2 separate regions of the Homo sapiens genome follow, and region 1 is linked to region 2. A link is an interaction called in ENCODE POLR2A ChIA-PET data of the cell type or tissue named here. Cell type or tissue: A673. All regions are shown on one strand. Each heading gives the region's core, and the rest is flanking DNA. Links, peaks and the distances in the headings are about the cores only.

Region 1 (10,314 bases), core at 3,295-5,794, 190 kb after region 2:
CTGAAAATGAGGAGATTAACACCTACTACAAAAGGTCACTGTGAAAACTAAACAAAATAATATATTAAAAAGCCTTTAGAAGAATGCCTGGTATAGAATAGGTAGTATTATGCCTCTGCTGGGAAGGTTTGTTTTACCTAGAACCACAGGAGTTTAAGGAGTGCTATAGGTCACTGATACCTGCAAGGACAAACTGGTGACTTCGGATACCCTGTTATTATTAGTTTACTCTTTAAGTGTTTTCGTCTCCTCCACCAGCTTGGCGAACTCCTTGAGGACATGGGCTTTGTTTTCTGTTCCATTTTACCCTCCACTGTGCCTTCGCAGGGTAAGCTCCTAATCTGTGATTGATTCTGCTGATTAGTGAGATTGTCTTTTCCTTGTTGAGCCAGCACAGCCAGTTTGAACCAGTGTAGTGGGCAGCTGGCCCGGCAGCCTAGCTCTCCTCCCTCCATGACAGCCTTCCAGAAGTAACTCTCCCTGGAAGGCAGGCAGAGCACAGCAGCCCTCAGCAGCAAGTGGAAGCTTTGTGTTCAACGCAGAGCCAGCCAAACTCTTGGGACTGGAAGTTGTCACCTATTGCAGTTTGCAGGCTTGAAAAAACATCCCCATCGAAGCTAACCCAGAACCTCCTACAGCATGTGCCAGGGCTGACAAAATGTAGAGGTGCAAGTCTGTTTTAGGGACTGCTTCCTTCAGGAAAGCCTGCTTCCTGAGAAGGCCTGAAGGACACGCCGTGGCTTCCCTCTCTGGTGTGTCCTGAGGCTAGAACCCCAAATAAAGGGAATGAAGTCATGAGGTCAGTGAAAGTTGTTGGTCCTTCTCACCGATTCAGTCCCTCCTGAACTTGCCTGCTGGCCTACCTAGGCCACCAAACATGGGCCTTGAATGCCTAATTGCCCAGCAGCTACCAAGACACGGTTTCACATAAGCTGGAGAGAGGCTCAGCTAAACAGGACAACTAGAGAGGAAGGAGATCCTGAGTAGCAGCAGCAAGTTTGGAGCTAAAGGTGTCAGAGCACAGGGATTCAAACTTTTTTTTTTTTTTTTAACATTCCTCTGTGCCAGGTATTAGACTGGGTGTGTTGCATAATAATATGCATAATAATAATATTAAAAGCTAAAACATAGTACACACCATCTGCCAATTACTATGCCAAGCATTTTACACATATTAACTCATTTAATCATTACCAAAAACCATTGAAGTAGGTAGTATTATTATCTCTATTTTACAGATAAAAAAACTGAGGCACAGTAATTTGTTTAAGGTCTCACAGCTACTAAATGGCACACCTGGACATGCACATAATTCTACTGTTATAATTTGAAACTGTCCCCTTTGAAACTCATGTTGAAACTCACTCTCCAGTGAAACAGTATCAGGAGGTGGGGCCTTTCAGAGGTGACTGAGTCATGAGGGCTCTGCCCTCATGATTGGATTGACTAGTCCATTCCTGGGTTAATGGATAATAGGTTATCATTGTGTGAGTGGGTTAGTTATCACAAGAGTGTGTCTGTTATAAAAAGCCAGGTTGGTTCTCTCTCATGAGCCCCCTCACCATGTGATGTCCCAAGCTGCCTTGGGACTCTGCAGAGGGTCCCCATAAGAGGAAGGCCCCGACTAGATGGAATCCTTTGTCCCTGGACTTCTCAGCCTCCAGAACTGTAAGAAATAAATTCCTTTTTTCTGCCTCAGCCTCCCAAGTAGCTGGGACTACAAGCTCCTGCCACCACACCCGGCTAATTTTTTGTATTTTTAGTAGAGATGGGGTTTCACCATGTTAGCCAGGATGGTCTTGATCTCCTGACCTCGTGATCCGCCTACCTCGGCCTCCCAAAGTGCTGGGATTACAGGCGTGAGCCACTGCGCCCAGCCAAATAAATTCCTTTAAAAAAAAAAGTACCTAGTCTCAGGGATTTAGTTATTGCAACAGAAAGCAGACTAAGACACCTACTGGAAAGCTTTTCAATTAAAGTCTAATATGATCATCTACACATGTATACATTTAATTCTCATAGTAAGTCTATAAGCTACGTTAATGTGGTCTCATTTTACAGATGAGAAAACTGATGGTCAGAGAGGTTAAATATGTTCAAGTTCCATAAGTAACAAGTGGTGAATATCATGCCAGTCCTGTGTGGCTCCACCACACCCTGACACAAAAAGAAGACCTTGCAAAAGAACAGGAAAATGCTTAGTGGGCTTAGGAAAGGAGGCCACTGCAAAACCACAAAAATTGGGAATATGCTACCCTGCAGGAGGTAGCACCCAGGCACAGCAAAGGGTGGAGGCTCCGGAACCAATCTGATTACTTGCCCCACTGCAACTTTCCAATCACACCAATTAGCCAGATTGATTTAAATCTGATAGTGGCAGATTTCTAAACGCCTTTTACAAAGGTGAACCTGGCAATGCTTAAAAACTGGCTCTAAATGCAGCCAAATCTCAAATAGAAAAATCTCCAAGCTTTACACTCTCTGCTCACTTTCTAAGCCACCTATTTTTTTTTTCTTTTCTTCTCTCCTTCCCAGTTAGGATAATTAAGATCTTAGAATCATAGACCTGGAAGTTTAGAGATGATTTAGCGCCCCTCTGCTTGCTTTAAGGCTACTTACTGCAACAGTTACCTCCCTCTGTATGTTTAAACCTTTTCTCCCTGACAGAAGAAGGTTTGCCCTTGTAAATGGGATTGAGTGATCAGCTAGTGGCAGAGCTATTTTAAGGCACCTGCCTGGAATCTCACAATGGAGGGTGATGCAGAAGGCACCTCCTTAAAGATGGCTTTGTCTACCGACCCCCTACTACCACCACCACCCACCCAGGTCCTCATTGGGGAAGGCCAGAGGATCTACTCTGCCTTTTCCAAACCTAAAGGAGCTCTTGGAAGGGTCATCAGGAAGACAGAAAGAAATAGGACCTATTAAGGAACTAACATGCAAATAATGACAGTAAGATAAGATTGTGTTAACAGACTTGTAAGGAGTTTTATATGAGCACCCAAACCAAAAACTACCAGTGCCTGCAGGGATCCAGAAACCTCACCAAGGAGGATGCCCAGGGAAGGAACTGAGGCCTAGGGAAGCTGCAGGCCTGGGAGGTTACATGGTTTCTCCACTGAAGGCAGGCAGCGCTGGTTTTGCAACCTGACTTTCCCCTTGCTAGCGTGGGACTACAACCAGTGACACACCCTGGCATTCCCAGCCTTTATTTTCATTGTGCAGCTGTCTGATTGGGTGGGTCCCTACACTAAAATGGAAAAGATAACGACTACAAAATTGAATTACACCGTAGACAGATTCTTTATTACCACCACCAAGCACTCACTGATTACCCAGCTCCTTTTAGATTGAGCGAGTTTGACCAATGGAGTGGAGGCATATACTAAGCTCAGCATCTCTGGGTCCCTCCCCACTGTAGCTAAGTTCCCAGCCATGGTACTGTTGAGGCCCTAAGTTCCCAGGGTGAAGATCTGACTATGACACCAACAGGCAAATCAGGACAACAATCATCTTAGTCCCACACCAGTTTCTCAACAGAAGCTAACAACTTACATTGATTAAATGTCGGCTAAGCATCAGGCACTCTGATGAGTGCTATATATACATTGTATATATACAATGAATCAGGTACATTATTATGTCTATTTCTTTTTTTTCGTTCTTTCTTTCTTTTTTTTTTTTTTTTTTTTTGAGACAGAGTTTTGCTCTTGTTGCCCAAGCTGGAGTACAATGGCTCAATCTCGGCTCACTGCAACCTCTGCCTCCCGGGTTCAAGCAAGTCTCCTGCCTCAGCCTCCCAAGTAGCTGGGATTAACAGGTGCGTGCCACCACATCTGGCTAATTTTTGTATTTTTCGTAGAGACAGGGTTTCACCATGTTGGCCAGGCTAGTCTCGAACTCCTGAGCTCAGGTGATCCACCTGCCTTGGCCTCCCAAAGTGCTGAGATTACAGGCGTGAGCCACCGCTCCTGGCCTATTATGCCTATTTCACAAATGAGGAAATTTTAAGAGATTAGGTCACTTGCCCAAGGTTGGCCCACTGAACCATGAACTCCAGGAGACTAAGGACTGCTTTATTTCTGATGCCTCCCTCACACCCAGAACGGTGCTAGACACAGGGAAGATGTTCAATTAAAAAAAATTCCTAAATGGATGAATGAACAAGTACTAAATGCTGAAGCAAAGAGGAATGTGTTCTCCAGAAAGAGAATGAGAAATATAAATGGACAAGCAGAGAGGAAGATATTCCGTAGGCTAACTAGAAGAGCTGTAATAATCTACAGCTCTTTTAACCTTCCCTTTATCCTTGTAGCTTTCCCATTGAGTGTTTTCAATGGGAAATGTCTAACTGCTCTGTGGGTGTACACCACGGCCAGTTGCTAATTTTGGAACACTTGTGAATCCTGGGCCCAGAGTCATGACCAATACTGGTGAGTCATACTCCCCATACAGAGCTCCCTACACACTGCCTGTCAGAAAAAAAAAAAAAAAAAAAAAAAGCAAAACAGAAGTTGCCATCTCATCCTTTGCTCTAGTTGCCTCATTTTACCTTCTGAAATGATGGAGGAAGTTCTGCTGAGGATGGGGTCAGGGTAACAGCAGACTTCTGAATAACTCTGCACCCCCAGAAACCTGCAAAGGACACAGGCCCTCTTGGTGGTCTCCTCCTGGATGCCTTGCTTTCTCCTGGAAGAGTCCTCCCTTCCACCCCGGATATCACTGTGAACCTGTAAGTGGCAGTACCTTCTTTCTAGTAGGCAATGTCTACTGTGCCATCCTAGGCAGGTATAATACATAAAATAACCTGTCACCTGGGACCATTAGCTTCTTTAACAAAGGACAAATTTCATTCCATACTGGAGAGAAAGGTTTTAAAATACAAGTGTCCTGGAGAGAGGAAACATGTTGACTTAAAGTCACACAAACGTGCAAAGACCTGACAGCAGTCCTTTCTGGGGCAGAAAGAAAGCAGAGAGCTCAGGGGGATAGAACCCTCGAACACGGACTATTGGGTACTTCAGATCCAACCTGTGGACTCTCATTCAGGTTGGGGGTTATTAATTTTTTTTTTTTTTGAGACGGAGTCTGGCTCCGTGATCTCAGCTCACTGCAAGCTCCGCCTCCCGGGTTCATGCCATTCTCCTGCCTCAGCCTCCCGAGTAGCTGGGACTACAGGCACCCGTCAACATGCCTGTCTAATTTTTTTGTATTTTTTAGTACAGATGGGGTTTCACTGTGTTAGCCAGGATGGTCTTGATCTCCTGACCTCGTGATCTGCCCGCCTCGGTCTCCCAAAGTGCTGCGATTACAGGCGTGAGCCACTGTGCCCAGGCCTATTGGGGGTTATGCAGGTTCCTTTGCTTGGCCATGGTAGATGGCTAAGTCTTTGCTTCCAAGTTCTTTTGACCATGAGACATGTAGAGCCAGGGAGGAAAGAGAAAATCCAAACCAGGTCACTGTTACCTGTGAATAACATCTTGATCGAGTTCTGAGAAGAGGAGTGATGATACTAAAGGTTAAGTGGAGGTTTTCACTCCTCTTCAGATTTTGACTTTTATAACTTTGCCATTCCTTTACTGTAGAGAACTGAGAAAGAATAGTATATGGGCATGTGAGGAGATTCCAGCTGCATAAGCAGATCATGAATGTTTCCAGTGCCAAGTCCTCAGCCAAGAGTGCCCCAGGAGTTTCATTCCTACTAACCAACCTGGGTAACACAGGCATAAGAACAGAGAGAGAAGTGGTGCTTTTAAAAATAGATCTGACTTAGTAGTCTTTAAATAACTAAGGATTATGATATGGGAGAGGGCTACTTTGCATCTCCATCTCTGCTGAGAGAAGAACTTGAAAAAATGGGCATGAAACTAAAGGGATTTGTGCTTGCTGAGTAAGAGCTTCTACAAGGTAAGAAAGCTGTTGAAGAAGAGAATTTGCTTCTCTGTATCAGGATGGACATTCACTTGACTGTGATGGTCACTGAAATGTAGCCTACCTTGACATAGAGTAAATTCTTGCTCTTCAAAGTGTGGTCCCCAGATCAGCAGCAGCAGCATCACCTGGGAGCTTGTTAAAGACGCTGAGGCCCCACCCTGACCTCCTGAATAAGAATCTCCTCTCAGCCGGGCGCAGTGGCTCACACCTGTAATCCCAGCACTTTTGGAGGCCGAGGCGGGCAGATCATGAGGTCAGGAGATCAAGACCATCCTGGCTAACATGGTGAAACCCCATCTCTACTAAAAAATACAAAAAAAAAATAGCTGGGCGTGGTGGCAGGCACCTGTAGTCCCAGCTACTCAGGAGGCTGAGGCAGGAGAATGGTGTGAACCCAGGAGGTGGAGCTTGCAGTGAGCCAAGATCATGCCACTGCAGTCCAGCCTGGGTGACAGAGCGAGACTCCATCTCAAAAAAAAAATCTCCTCCCTAACAAAGTTCCCAGGTAAAATGCTTGAACCTTATGGACTAAGAAGCGCTGGGCTAAATGACCTTTGCAGATTCCTCCTGTGATGGTTAATATTGAGTGCCAACTTGATTGGATTGAAGGATGCAAAGTGTTGTTCCTGGGTGTGTCTGTGAGGGTGTTGCCAAAGGAGATTAACATTTGAGTCAGTGGACTGGGAAAGGCAGACCCACCCTCAGTCTGGGTTGGCACAGTCTAATCAGCTGCCAGTGCGGCCAGAATAAAAGCAGGCAGAAGAACGTGAAAAGACTAGACTGGTTTAGCCTCCCAGCCTACATCTTCCTCCCATGCTGGTTGCTTCCTGCCCTCAAATATCAGACTCCAGGTTATTCAGCTTGGGGACTCAGACTTGCTCCTTGCTCCTCAGCTTGCAGCCAGCCTATTATGGGACCTCATCTTGTGATCGTGTGAGTCAATCCTCTTAATAAATTCCCCTTTATATATAAATCCATCCTATTAGTTCTGTCCCTCTAGAGAACCCTGACTAATACACTTCCTACTTGAGGATTTCATGAGCTGCCACTAGTTGAGAAGTGGTGCAGCCCCTCTGGGGAGGGAGGCCCGGCTGCTAAGGAAGTGGGAGGCACACTGGTATTCTCCTCCCAAGCCACAGCTCTCCACATGCCTTCTGTACAGGGGAGAAAGTACACCTTTCTCCTCATCCTCAAGGGTACCGTAGCTTTAGGTCCTCTGAACACACGAGACCTTCTGTAGCAAATACCTGGGAGCCCAGACAGCTTGTAGAGATTATCTGTGCCTCCCTCAGAACCATGGAGGACTCCCAGAGCAAGGAGGGAGGCAGGCAGTCCAGTGGTCTCTGCAGATCCTAGCTCTCCTCTCACTTGTAAAAGCTATCTGCATGCCTCCCTGGGGGCCACAGGTGACAGGGAGTGCCCAATTTCTGATCTGTTGAAGAATCATAAACCAACTAATATATTTTTTTCCGAAGGTTTTTAAAAACTCATTTTTGCATAAATTATTCATAAATACCAATGAGAAAAAGAACACCCAAAACTAATATAGAGAGTGAGGGGTCTCAAGACACAGTCAACAACCCTTTTGACTAAGAGGATCTAGTTCACAGACACACACACAGAGAGTGTGTTCACCCAGCTGCTGATATTAACTACTACTGCCTTAGTCAACTCTGGCTGCTGTAACACAATACCATAGACTGGGTGGCTCAAACAACGGATGTCAATTTTCTCACAGTTCTGGAGGTGTCTTACAGTCCAAGATCAAAGTACCAGCAGATGTGATTCTTGGTGAGGGCTCTCTTCCTGGCTTGCAGATGGCTGCCTTCTTGCTATGTCCTTGCATGGACTTTCCTTGGTGTGTACCCATGGAGAGAGAGCAAGAAAGAAAGCTCTAGTCTGTCTGTCTTCCTGTTCTTATAAGGGCACTAATCCAATCATGGGGCTCTGCCCTCAGGACCTCATCTATTAATAGTACCACCAGGTTGGGGATTAGGACTTGAACTTATGAACTTTGGAGGGACACAAACATTCATTCCATAACAACTACCAAAGTAGTAGACTTCAGAGCGATTGTTTTCTAATCCATATTTTTCCCCTCAAATCATATGTTCTTGGCTAATACTAATATTGAGTGCCCTAAGACTACATGTTAGAGAAATAGAAAATTTTAGATTATCCATCTTCATAATAACTAGTAGTGCTGTAGAAATGCAGTTCATCAGTCTCTAGGGTCTCTCTATTCTACCATTTCAGGTGGGCTGTGGTCCTATGGTCAAGTCAAAGAGAAGCTGCACTGAATATTTATTCACAGTAAGGACAGCAGTTGAGATCAGAGGCTCTAGAGTTAGAATGACCTGGGTTCAAATGTGACTCTATGACTTCCTACCTGTGACCTTTCCAAACTTTGATTTCCCCATCTATAAAATGGAGGGAATGACAGTACCTTCTATCATTATATATTATTATGTAGTTATGAGGGTTAAGTAATACATGAAAAGCCCTGCCACAGGGTAGAGACTAGATACACAGTGGCTATTACTATTGTTGCAGTTGGTATCATCAGATGTGATACTTATGTTTTCCTAGCTCATATGTGCTCTTTCTACTATCATGCCGAGATCTCCAAGGAGCAGGGATTAAGCTTCCCTCAACAGAATTCCTCTTGTCTTCTTGAGGTTACAAAAGGTCTCCTGCTTCAAGTAACTCAGGGAGCTGCCAATGTAAGGCTCTGCCCTTGTGGGGCATAAGAACTGTTGTGGCCACTTGCCTGTCTACTGGCGCAAAAACTCCTCCAGAGTCCTGGGCATCCAGTAAAACTTGCAGCACAAGTTAGGCCTTTTTTTTTTTTTTAGAGAAGCCAAGAGTCCTCCTCCACCTCCCCAAGCCTCACCGCCCCACTCTATTGAGCAGTGATCTTCATTCACACCTTGACTACCCACTGCCCATTTCCCCTTACATGACTCTTCACCCCTGAGTACATATATGTCATGTACTGGCCTTCAAGAGTGATCTTTCATTTCAGCTTTCATTTCTTCCAGGATTCCCCAGGATCAACCATCTGAGCAGATACCTTGGAATGTCCCCAGATTTCAGAGGTAAGTCACTAGTACTGTCCCACAGTAGTAGACATCATTTCTGCCCTGCCCCTGTGGTCCTAACCATATGCAGTGACATCAAAATCTGGTGTCATATCTCATGGAAGACCCATACCCCCAAAGCCCTTCATCCCATTCCCTTTATCCAGTGCTCATAAACCATGTGAATGACCTGGCCTGCCAGGTAAAGGCCTTGAGCCCTGCTCCTTTTTCAGCCACTCCCAATCAATCTGCCATCATCTCTTCCAGGAAGCTTCCTGCCTTCTCTCCCAAGCCAAGCTGGATTAGGGACCCCTACATTGAGCTCACCCTGTACTTATCTCTATCGTTAACCACTGTACTGGAATGATCTGTGCCTCCATCTGCCTCCCACGCTAAACTGAGTTCCAGGAGGGCTGGGGCCATGTGTTATTCATCTCTGCATCTCCAGCATTTAGACTGTGACTAATATATAGTAAGCAGGCAGTACATGTTGAAAGAAATAAATAAAGGTGGGGAGAGGAAGGGAGGAGGGAAAAGAAAGAAAGCAAGGAAGAAAAAAAGAAGAGGGCGGGCGCAGTGGCTCACGCCTGTAATCCCAGCACTTTGGGAGGCCGAGATAGGTGGATCACAAGGTCAGGAGATCGAGACCATCCTGGCTAAGGCAGTGAAACCCTGTCTCTACTAAAAATACAAAAAAATAGCTGGACATGGTGGCGGGCGCCTGTAGTCCCAGCCAGTTGGGAGGCTGAGGCAGGAGAATGCCGTGAACCTGGGAGGCAGAGCTTGCAGTGAGCTGAGATTGCACCACTGCACTCCAGCCTGGGCGGCAGAGAGAGACTCCGTTTCAAAAAAAAAAAAAAGAAGAAGAAGAAAGGGAAAAGGAGGAAGGTAAGGAAAGAATGAAAGTCATAAGAAGAAGGAAATAATGAGAATAGGCTGGATCGAATTCTGTAGAATAATTCCCAATGTCCCTGAACAGTGACGCTAAAGCCCATCCTTCTCTATATTTAATCTTCCAACATCTTCTTCTCTGTTACTAGTATAAAAACAGAATAAGTTTATATGGGCCCATTAAAATCATTGTCTAAATAATCATGATGATTCCTGGAGCCCTAGGTCATCAGAAACCCCTATAAAGTCCTCTCTAATGACAGCAGGACATAAAACCATCACCAAACACAAACACTGAACCCTTTCCTCGTCACAAATACACACTCCACTCAGCGGCCAAGGTCAGTCACTTCTTGTGTACATGAACCCTCCCCGGTCCGCCCCTGCTGACAAACATTTCCACACACAT
Region 2 (10,314 bases), core at 4,050-6,549:
TGCCCGGGTGCCAGGAGTTAAGATGTATCCCAAATACTTAACTTTTTGAGTTGAAATCTGGGCCTTGGCTTGGCGTAGGGGCTCACACCTGTAATCTCAACACTCTGGGAGGCCGAGGTGGGAGGATCACTTGATTGAGCTCAGGAGTTCAAGACCAGTCTGGGCAACACAGCAAAACCGTCTCTAAAAAAATTTTTTCTTTTTAATTAGCTGGGTGTAGTGGTGTGCACCTGTGGTCCCAGCTACTTGGGAGGCTGAGGTGGGAGGACTGTTTGACCCCAGGAGATGGAGGTTGCATTGAGCTGAGGTCACACCACTGCACTCTAGCCTGGGCGACAGAGCCAAACCCTGTCTCAAAAAAATAAAAAGAAAAGAAATCTAGGCCTTGTACAGCAAGACTCTATATACCCATTAGTTCTCAGAAAATTTAACAGTGAAATGGTGTTATTGTCTGAGTCCCTTTTGGTTGGCTAGCAATAAGCAGATCATTAAGTACTGAATAATGGTGCCCTTATCCAATCATAACATTTTAAATTCTTTAGCCAACGCATTTCCAAATAAATGAGGGGTATCTCCAAACCCCTAGGGAAGAACTGTCCAAGTTAATTGAGAAACTAAATGACTATGTGGGTCAGTCCATTCAAAAGCAAAGATGGATTGTGAATCAGGGTGCACCAAAATACAGAAAAAGGCTTCCTTAAGATCTAAGATTGTAAGCCAATTAGCACCCCCAGGGACCTGGGCTAACAGCCTGTAAGGATTGCATACTATAGGATGTATGAGAACAACAGCCTCATTGACAACCAGGAGGTCTTGAACAAATCTATAGTCTCCACTTGTCTTTTTAACTGACAAGATTGGAGTATTACAGGGAGACTCAGAGTCTCAGCAAACCAAACTGCAGAAACTTATTTATTAATGGCTGGATTCCTCTTTGTGCCTCTGGTCTCAGAGGGTATTGTCTTTTCCAGGGAATATGAGACACCAGGTTTGGTTTAAGTTAAATACAAACTGGAGGGGTATGTAATGCCCTCCCCAGAACTTAAATGTTCCAAACCATAGGATCTATTTGGGAGGTTACTACAACATGCAAGCTAGCTGAATCTCTATTAATTTTTCTCCATTGTCTTGGAGAGAAGTAAAAGCAATTCCTCATCCACCTTGTAATCTCTGAAAGAGTCTACAGTTTGAAGCTGAATTAATACATTTCTTCCCAAAAGAGAGGCAGGGCATTCAGGCATTAAAAGAAAAACATACAAAGCCATGAGACGAGATCGTGCCACTGCACTTCAGCCTGGTGACAGAATGAGACTCTGTCTCAAAAAAAGAAAAAAAAAAAAAAGAAGAGCAGCTTATAGGATGCTAAAACAGCACCTATGAGCTTGTCCATTTATCCCTGTGATCATACAGTCTCGGGATGATAAAGCCTCTTCATAATGTGCCAAAACAGAGCAAGCAGCCCCTGTATAGAGAAGGAAATTAATATTCTTACCTGCCACTTCAAGGGTTACCCCAGGATCCTCCAGATACATGGTTTTGTTGCCCAATGAGAGCTGTGGCAGAAGGTCTTGAGCCCCATCACTCTTGGCCTTCAGCACCTAAACTAAGGATGTCTGAGCAAACCCGAGAGTGAGTGGTGCGCCTCTTCCTAATGGCCAGTTGTCTTACAGCAAGCACATTAATTTATATTCAAGTTGCGGTGATCTGGAAGCCCAGATTGGGGCTTTCTGCCTTCTAGCTTCCCTTGCCAAGGCTGAGAAGTGTAAGGGCAACCCCCATATGTGTGGCAAGCTTAAGGCCACAGCTAAGAGCTGTTCCTTTTGAGAAGCTGTCTTAAGTTTTTCTGCTTTCTCTGTCTTGTCCTTGTTATTAAAAACCATAAATGCCGTGTCCCAAAACTGGTTCATAGTAGTCTGGGGAACCAAGGCTGCTTTTTTTGCAGTTTCCAATGGATATCAAGGGCAGACTGGATTATACAATGTACCCCTAATCAGGTTTGTCCTTTTGAAGTGGGATCAGTGTATTTCCTAATTGCCTCAATTGTCCCTGAAACAAAGCCAGATTCTCATCTTTACCTTGGGTAACTTCCTTCACGTTATCATAATTAACATGTTTTTTCGTACATGTGTTTATCCCTTCTAATAAACAAGTGATCATGTGATCTCTCTTCTCAGTCTTCACTATTCCTTTGATCATTCCATCCTCGATTTTGATCAGGAACTGCAATACCCCCAACCCTGTAGATAGTATGATTAGAATTGTGGGATAGCATTTCATCTGCATGTGTCCTAGCTATTTCCAAAATCCACTGTTTTTCTTCCACTGTACAGCAGGTGGATAACAAAATATGCAAATCCTGCCAGGTTAAATTATGTCAGAGTTAGTTTCTCAAACTCATCTATAAATTTTCCTAGGTCTTCAGAGAAACAACCAAATTTTTCTTTGCATAATGCCAAATCAGACATAGAAAAAGGGACACATACCCTTATAGTGCCCTGTTCCCCATTTACCACTTCTCTAAGCAAAGATTTTCCTTTGAAAGTTGCTAAGAGGCTCCACTATGGGTAATACAGGTGGGGCTGGGTTCCTCAGGGAGTAACGGGTACAGAATAGGACTAAGCATCTCAGAAGGAGGTAGATGTAAAATAGGGCTAGACGGGTAAGGAGGATGAGATGAAGAGGTCTCAACAGAACTACTAGAAGGGCTAGAAGGGACAGGGGCAGATGCACCTGAAGCATTGGAACTGACCAAGGCTTGCATTGAAAGATCATCTAGAATATCTAATTAGTTTTCCTCTTTTATTTTCATTAAATATGCACATGCTTGTTTTAAAGTTTTATCCTGACTAAGCAATAGAAATGTTTGAACATATGGTATTTCACCCCATTTTCCCTCCTGCTTGCAAAACAAATCAAGTTGAAGTATAACTATTAAAGGCTGTAGTTCCATTAGGTGGCCATTTTTCTTGACTTTCCAAATAACATTATTATTATTTGGAATAATAACATTATTATTTGGCCCTATTAGGGCCAAACAATATTACATAAAAATAAACATTTCTTTTTCTTAAGCCCACCTAATTTAAATTGGTCCCAATGCTCTAATATGTACCCTAGTGGTGAGCTTTTTAGGATTAAGGCTGTGTTACCCATGAAGGGAGCAGGTAAAGGTGAAAATAGAGATCATTGTGAATAAGGTTGTACTGCCACTGGCCAAGCTCCACTAAAAAGGATGAAAGAGCTTTCAGAGCCAAATGAGCAAGGGAAAATGATCCTGTGATCACTTTTTTTTTTTTTAATAAAAATAGAGGCGGGGTCTTGCTATGTTGCCCAGGCTGCTCTTGAACTCCTCAGCTCAAATGATCCTCCTGCTTTGGGCTCCCAAAGTGCTAGGATTACAGGTGTGAGCCACTATACCCAGCCCCCATGGTCACTTTAATTCAGCTATTCATATTACCCAAATAATGAGTTGGGCCATTTGCACTAGAGAGACCACAATAGGGGACTTGACAAAGAAATGTCTCATTAAGCAAGGGAAATGACACAGACCCGGGAAGGAATGTCCAGGCTCAGGACAGTGATGGCAAGCAGGGTGAAACTTACATGGTCTTGCTGTCCGTAACCAAGAAGTAAAAGTCATTTGATTAGTGAGCAGATGAAAAGGAACTGCTAAAAACAAATCTCCAATTCCCTATTCTATAGCTGTTTGTCTACATGGGACTGGCATAATTGCTGCCTGGCTCAATCATACACCCTGGAATTTTTCATTTAAAATTTGTAAGTACTGGCTGGGCGCGGTGGCTCACGCCTGTATCCCAGCACTTTGGGAGGCCGAGGTGGGTGGATCACTTGAGGTCAGGAGTTCAAGACCGGCCTGACCAACATGCTGAAACCCCGTCTCTACTAAAAATACAAAAATTAGCCAGGCATGGTGGCACACACCCGTAGTCCCAGCTACTCGGGAGGCTGAGGCATAAGAATCACTCGAACCTGGGGAACGGAGGTTGCAGAGAGCTGAGATCACGCCACTGCACTCCAGCCTGGGCGACAGAGCAAAACTTCATCTCCAAATAAATAAATAAATAAATAAATAAAAATTGGAAGTACCAAGTTTCAATTTTGAGAGAAGGGGAGGCAATAAATAATTCATGTAAATGGGCTACATATAGGGAAAGTAAATCTTGCAGAACCATTCATCCCCAATGTACCTTAACAGGATGCCGGAGCAGACAGGCGAAGAGCCGATAATCTGAAGGCAAATGAGGAAAGTGAAAAGTTAAAAATATCAGGACTGGTCAAGTGAGGCCTGTGAAAAACAGCAGGAAAACACAGCAGTAAAACATAGACAGCAATCAGGAAACTGGCAAGTAGCAGCCTTTAACGAGCAGCCAAGAGTGCAAGGAGGGCTAATCCAAAGGGAGTAATGGTTAATATCTCGTCACACTGAATCCATATCCAGCTATGAGGATGTGGAGGGCCTCCAACCCTTCCTAGTTGGACCTCTAACCAGTTTTAGACAAGTACCCCGTCCTTTACCACTATAAAAATATATTCCACTACTTACCCAAAGTTGGCCAATTGGTGCTGCACAGTGTATTTCCTCTGGGTTGGAGGGTCTCACCTCATTAAGGTTCCAGTGGAGATGCAATGGGAAAATGTTACCAGAAAAGGGGTCTCATCCAAGAACCCAAGAGCAGGTTCTTGGCTCTTGCAGGGAGATAATTCAGGGCAAGTCACAGAGTATAGTAAAGTTTAAATAGTTTATTAGAAACCACTCTATTACAGAGTAGGGCATGCTCAGAAAGCAAGAGGAGGAATGCCTCTACCTTAATGTAACGCTTGCTTACATAGGATATTAGGGCTAAGAATAGTGTACTTTATTATAAAGTCCTGTGATCAGCTTGTGACAGGATATTAGTATTCATGTTCTCTTGTGTAACTATTGATTTCAGCGAGAATTTATGGGTGTACTATTAATAGCATCATTAGAGTAAAACCCATTTTTAAACTAAGAATGCCTTTTTCCATTAACTTGTTTCCTCAGCCCTAGACATCTTGTGATAAAGAGTGCCTAACTTCCTGAGAAAGTCACCCAGCAGTTTTTTTTTTTTTTTTTGGCTTTATATGGCCTTTATTCAAGATGGAGTCATTCTGGTTAGGACACCTGTGACAGAATAAGTTTAAATGTTAATGGAATAACTCTGGCTGAAGCCGGGAGGCTACTGCAATAATCCAGGTGGGAGATGATGGCTGCTTGGACCAGGGTGGTGCCTGGGGATGTGGTGAGAAGTGGTTGACTATGGATATGTTTTGAAGATGTGGTTGATAGAATTTGCTGACAGATGAGACTTGGGATGTAAGAAACAGAGAGGAGTCAGAGGTGAGTTGGAGGTTGTTGCCCTGAGTAACTAGAAAGATGGAATTGCCATTTATTGATATAGGAGTAGGTTTTGGAGGAGAAGATCAAGATCAATTTGGGGCTTGTTCAGTTTGTGATGTGTGTTAGACATCTAACTGAAGGTATCAAATTGGCAATTAAATATACAAGTCTAGAATGAGGGGAGAGTTCTGGGCTGGAGATAGAAATTTTGGAATTCACTGGCATAGGTGTTGTATGTAAAGCCACAGGAATGGCTGAGATCGCCAAGGGAAGTGCATGTGGACAGAGGGGACTGAGCTCCTAACATTTGGTGGTTGGTAGAACTGGCAAAGGAGACCAGAAAAGGGCTCACTGTATGCCAGGTACTGGTTTCAGCACTTTGATGTTTATAAGCTCTTTTAATCCTCACTTTAACTCTGGGACATAACTATTACTATGTCAGGGGACCTTAAGTACCTCACGTAGCTCTCACAGTAGGTGACAGAGCCAAGTCAAGCACAGGCCATGTGTCCTACAGCCTGCCATAACCACCAGGCTATCCTTCCCCCCAGCGACTATACCAAATGTTTATACTTTTACTTATTTAACAGGATGGGTTTCTAGTGCAGAGTGACTTAAACAGGATCTGTGTGCATTAACTTTACTCTGAATCTCAATTTCCACATTAGTAACATGCCAGCCTGCCTCTTTCATAGGACTGTGTTAAAACTAACAATGGTAGTGGAATTGTAAACCTCGAAGTGCAGTATCTACATTACACTGTGTCACAAGATCTCTGGGGATGGAGGAGGCCCTTGAAAACCCCCGAATTGAATATCATCCCCTTCCTGATGCATGTCACGATAACATCCCTATCATACCTTGTACTGCCTCTCTGCTTGGGCCCTTTCTCTTTCTACAGTTCTGTTTGTAAGGAACATCTTTAAGCCAAAAGACCCTTCTAATTTCTACTGATCCCATATAACTCCCCCCTCCCTGAGATGCTGAGGATAAGTCTATACATGAATAACATGCTTATAGGCCCTTGGATTTCTCCAGGCACCCCTCTGATTGTCATTTTCTACTTGAACCCAGACATATTTTTCCAAAGCACTTGGAATCCGTTAGTCACCGGCAAGAAAAATGGAAAGTATTCTTTTTCTTTAAAATTTTATTTTATTTTAAGTTCTGGGATACATGTACAGAATGTTCAGGTTTGTTACATAGGTAAACGTGTGCCATGGTGGTTTGCTGCATCTATCAACCCATCACCTAGGTATTAAGCCCCACATGCATTAGCTATTTATCCTGATGCTCTCTCTCCCAAAATAGAAACCATTCTGGATAGAACAGAATGGCTGAATACAGGGAGCCAGTTACACAGGTGATGAAAGAAGCTGAGACAATAACCCTGAGGCAACCAAGAGTATCAACAGCAGGAAGTCACCATTCCAGCCAATGGAAGGGTAACAGGGGTGTTTATTTATTTTTATGTATCTTTTCTGAGATGAAGTTTTGCTCTTGTTGCCCAGGCTGGGGTGCAGTGGCACAATCTCAGCTCACTGCAACCTCCACCTCCCAGGTTCAAGTGATTCTCCTGCCTCAGCCTCCCGAGTAGCTGGGATTACAGGTGTGCGCCACCACGCCCGGCTAATTCTTTGTATTTTTAGTAGAGACAGGGTTTCTCCATGTTGGTCAGGCTGGCTTCAAACTCCCGACCTCAGGTGATCCACCCGCTTCAGCCTCCCAAAGTGCTGGGATTACAGGCGTGAGCCACCACGCCAGGCAACAGTGGTGTTTATTAGAGTCTAAGGGCCTGAGTCACCTGGCTGAAGCTAGGACCACAAAAAGCCTTTGTATCAGGGGCTGGAGCCATGGAAGGGAAACTGTGAGAGGCAGAGAACAGGGAAAAAAAAGCCCTGGCTTCTCCCTTGCCCTGACTCCTGAAAATGCCTCCTGCTAAGGTATACATGTAAATGATTGCCAGCCATTATTCTAGAGGTCACAAGACATTGCAACTTCCCCAATTACTCCTGCAGATAACGTCACTATCGTAGAACCTCAGCTTGGCTTTTTGAAATGTCTTTTCGGGTTTTTTGCATGTCCGACACTGATGGCTCCACCTGGACCCACCAATCACTCCTGTGGCCCCCACCCAGCAGTGACTAAGTGCACTGGAGGACCATTTCCCACACCCCTGTGATTGCAACCCCAACCAATCAATAGCAAGCACCCACCCCTATCCTATCCCACAAACTACCTTTGAAAACCCCTGGCCCCCAAATGCTTGGGGAGATTGATTTGTGTAATAACTCTGTCTCCCTGTGGCCTCAGTCAGTTAAACTCTTTCTTTACTGCAATGCCATGGTCTCAGTGAATTGATATTGTCTATACAGCAGGCAGGAAGAACCCATCAGGTGGTTACACTACATGCCCCTAGTGGTCCTCTCCACTGACACTGCCTTCTGCTTGGCTTCAGCCTAGGGCCTGTGTACTGTACCTGTGCCTTCTGCCTGTACCCGCACAGACCATCATGTGCTAGTCCCTTCTTGTCATTTAGGTCTCAACTCAAAAGTAACTGCCATCAGGAGGCCTCTCTTGACATCCCCCAGATATATTAGCATCCTACCACCCTGGCCCATGTCTTCCACCTTTTTATAAGGACGAGTCATATTGGACTGAGAGATCACCTTACTCCAATATGACCTCATCCTAGTTACATCTGCAATGACCCTATTTCCATCTAAGGTCACATTCTGAGGTACTGAGGTCTAGGTCCTCAACATATTTTGGGGGAACACAAGTCAATTATAGCAGGAATCTTTAGGGTATAGATGATAATTCAAGCCATGAGGCTAGAGGTGACCACTTCACTAGCCCCTACGGAGTGAATAGAAAGGAGGTGGAAAATCTAGCTTTGGGGCTGGGCGTGGTGGTTCTCGCCTATAATTCCCCCAGCACTTTGGGAGGCTGAGGTAGACAGATCACTTGAGGTCAGGAGATTGAGACCAGCCTGGCCAACATGACGAAACCCCGTCTCTACTAAAAATATGAAAATTTTAGCCAGGCATGGTGGCAGGCACCTGTAATCCCAGCTATTTGGAAGGCTGAGGCAGGAGAATCACTTGAGCCCGGGAGGCAGAGGTTACAGTGAACCAAGATTGCCGCACTGCACTCCACCCTGGGTGACAGAGCGAGACTCCATCTAAAAAAAACCAAAACAACAACAACAAACCTAGCTTTGGGAAAGTCCGCCCTGTAGAGCTGAGATGAGGAGAAGTCAGCAGAGAGGCTGAGAAAGAGCAGTAACTGTAACTGTAATAGGCCTGTTGCCTGATGTGTGCAGCAAGTCAATATGCCAAGACGGAGTTGCAGTAGAAAAAGAGGCTTACCAATAGGGCCTCCAATCGAGGAGATGGAGGGGAACCTCAAACCCTCTCTCAAGGAGTTTGCGGCTTTTCTAAGGGTTTTTAAGGAGTAGGCTGAAGTGTGGAGACTGCTGATTGGCCAAAGGGAACAGGGTGAAATCATTGGACAGAGAGAGAAGCAGCTGTATTCTCATGCTGATTCCATTCCTCTGTTGGTGTCTTCAAACTTGTTGGTGTCAGCTGTTTCACTGGAATTTGTGATCTGAAAAACATTTTAAGCAATTTTTTTTTTTGAGACAGAATTTTGCTATTGTCGCCCAGGCTGGAGTGCAATGGTGTGATCTTGGCTCACTGCAACCTCTGCCTCCCGGGTTCAAGCGATTCTCCTGCCTCAGCCTCCTGAGTAGGGAGGCTAGGGAGGCTGGGATTATAGGTGCCCGCCACCATGCCTGGTTAATTTTTGTATTTTTAGTAAAGATGAAGTTTTACCATGTTGGCCAGGCTGGTCTCGAACTCCTGACCTCAGGCAATCCGCCCGCCTCGGCCTCCTAAAGAGTTGGGATTACAGGCGTGAGCCACTGGGCCTGGCCTTAAACAATTCTTAAGCAAAAGCCTTATGATTCCAATGTCAGAAATCCTACCTGTAGGAGCAGTGGAGATGCAAATGGTCAGTATCTAGTGCTACATGACTTTTGGCTACAAGGAAGTGGGTCAAATTACAGCCTGATTAATGCTTAATTATAACTCTATTTCTGTGCAGAATTCGTGTTAACCCTGTGAGGATGGCTTCAAAGTGAGGTAGGAGCAAGCCGGGAGTGTGTGGTGTCCTGGAAGCCAGGGAGGAACGCGTATCAAGGAGGAGGGAGGATCAGCCAAGTCCACTGTGGCTGATAAATCAAGAAAGAGGAGGATGGGAAAATGGCCATCTGATGTGACAACACTGAGGTCACTTGTGACCTTGACAAGCACTGTTCCAGTGGAGTGGAGGGGAGTAAAGCCTGACTGGTGTGTGCTCATGAAGGAATGGGAGAGAGGACTTGGGGGCTGCAAGGACAGAACATTATTTACATGTTTATGATCTGTCTCTCCACAGTTGCATGAAAGAGCCACGAAAGCCAGGACCCAAGGGTATCTTATCCATTTCTGTATCCCAGTGCCCAGCACATTGTATTTGTTAAGCCATATTTTATATTTTATTAGCCAGTATCTCCTTCAAATGTGGGAGCCCATAATTTTCCAGTTTGGTCACACCAACAAAGACTAGAGAGGAATGACAGGGTTGGAATAGAATTCTCTGGTTCCTTCCAGCTCTAATATTCTATGATGGTGTGAACTTGTTCTATCAAGTACCATTGTATTAACACAGTAAGGAATTTAATTAGTGGTCTGCTATTGTTAATTTGTTTTGGTAAGCAACTGTTAAATGAAATGGCTGGAATCAGTGTTCCATTCATAAATTTAACAAACATTTGTCGAGTGCCTACAATGTGTTAGGCACTATATATATTGTCCCATATAACAGATTTAAGAGCAGAGGGCCTAGGATAGGGGTGAGTGGTCAGGAGAGGTGATGGGGACCTCCCATTG

What was found. ChIA-PET counts read pairs that join two places held together with the same protein. Peaks named below come from ENCODE experiments on the same cell type or tissue, not always from the same donor. Only the 100,000 strongest peaks of a DNase experiment are listed, where the experiment ranks them.
Region 1: POLR2A ChIA-PET joins it to region 2 with 10 read pairs; 2 of 35 experiments call an interaction of 5 or more read pairs at or near these places.

What each region holds. Positions count from the first base shown.
Region 1 is chr1:212,228,921-212,239,234 of GRCh38, reverse strand. It overlaps LINC02608 (long intergenic non-protein coding RNA 2608), which reads left to right. Exons shown (of 4, transcript NR_125984.1): 2 at 259-328; 3 at 8,976-9,032. Among named protein-coding and RNA genes, the nearest start is that of LINC02608, 51 kb to the left of the region's middle. In A673, for the core only: no CTCF peak of the experiment used is centred there; a DNase peak (open chromatin) is centred at 4,404.
Region 2 is chr1:212,415,914-212,426,227 of GRCh38, reverse strand. No RefSeq gene overlaps it. Among named protein-coding and RNA genes, the nearest start is that of PACC1, 6.2 kb to the right of the region's middle. In A673, for the core only: no CTCF peak of the experiment used is centred there; no DNase peak of the experiment used is centred there.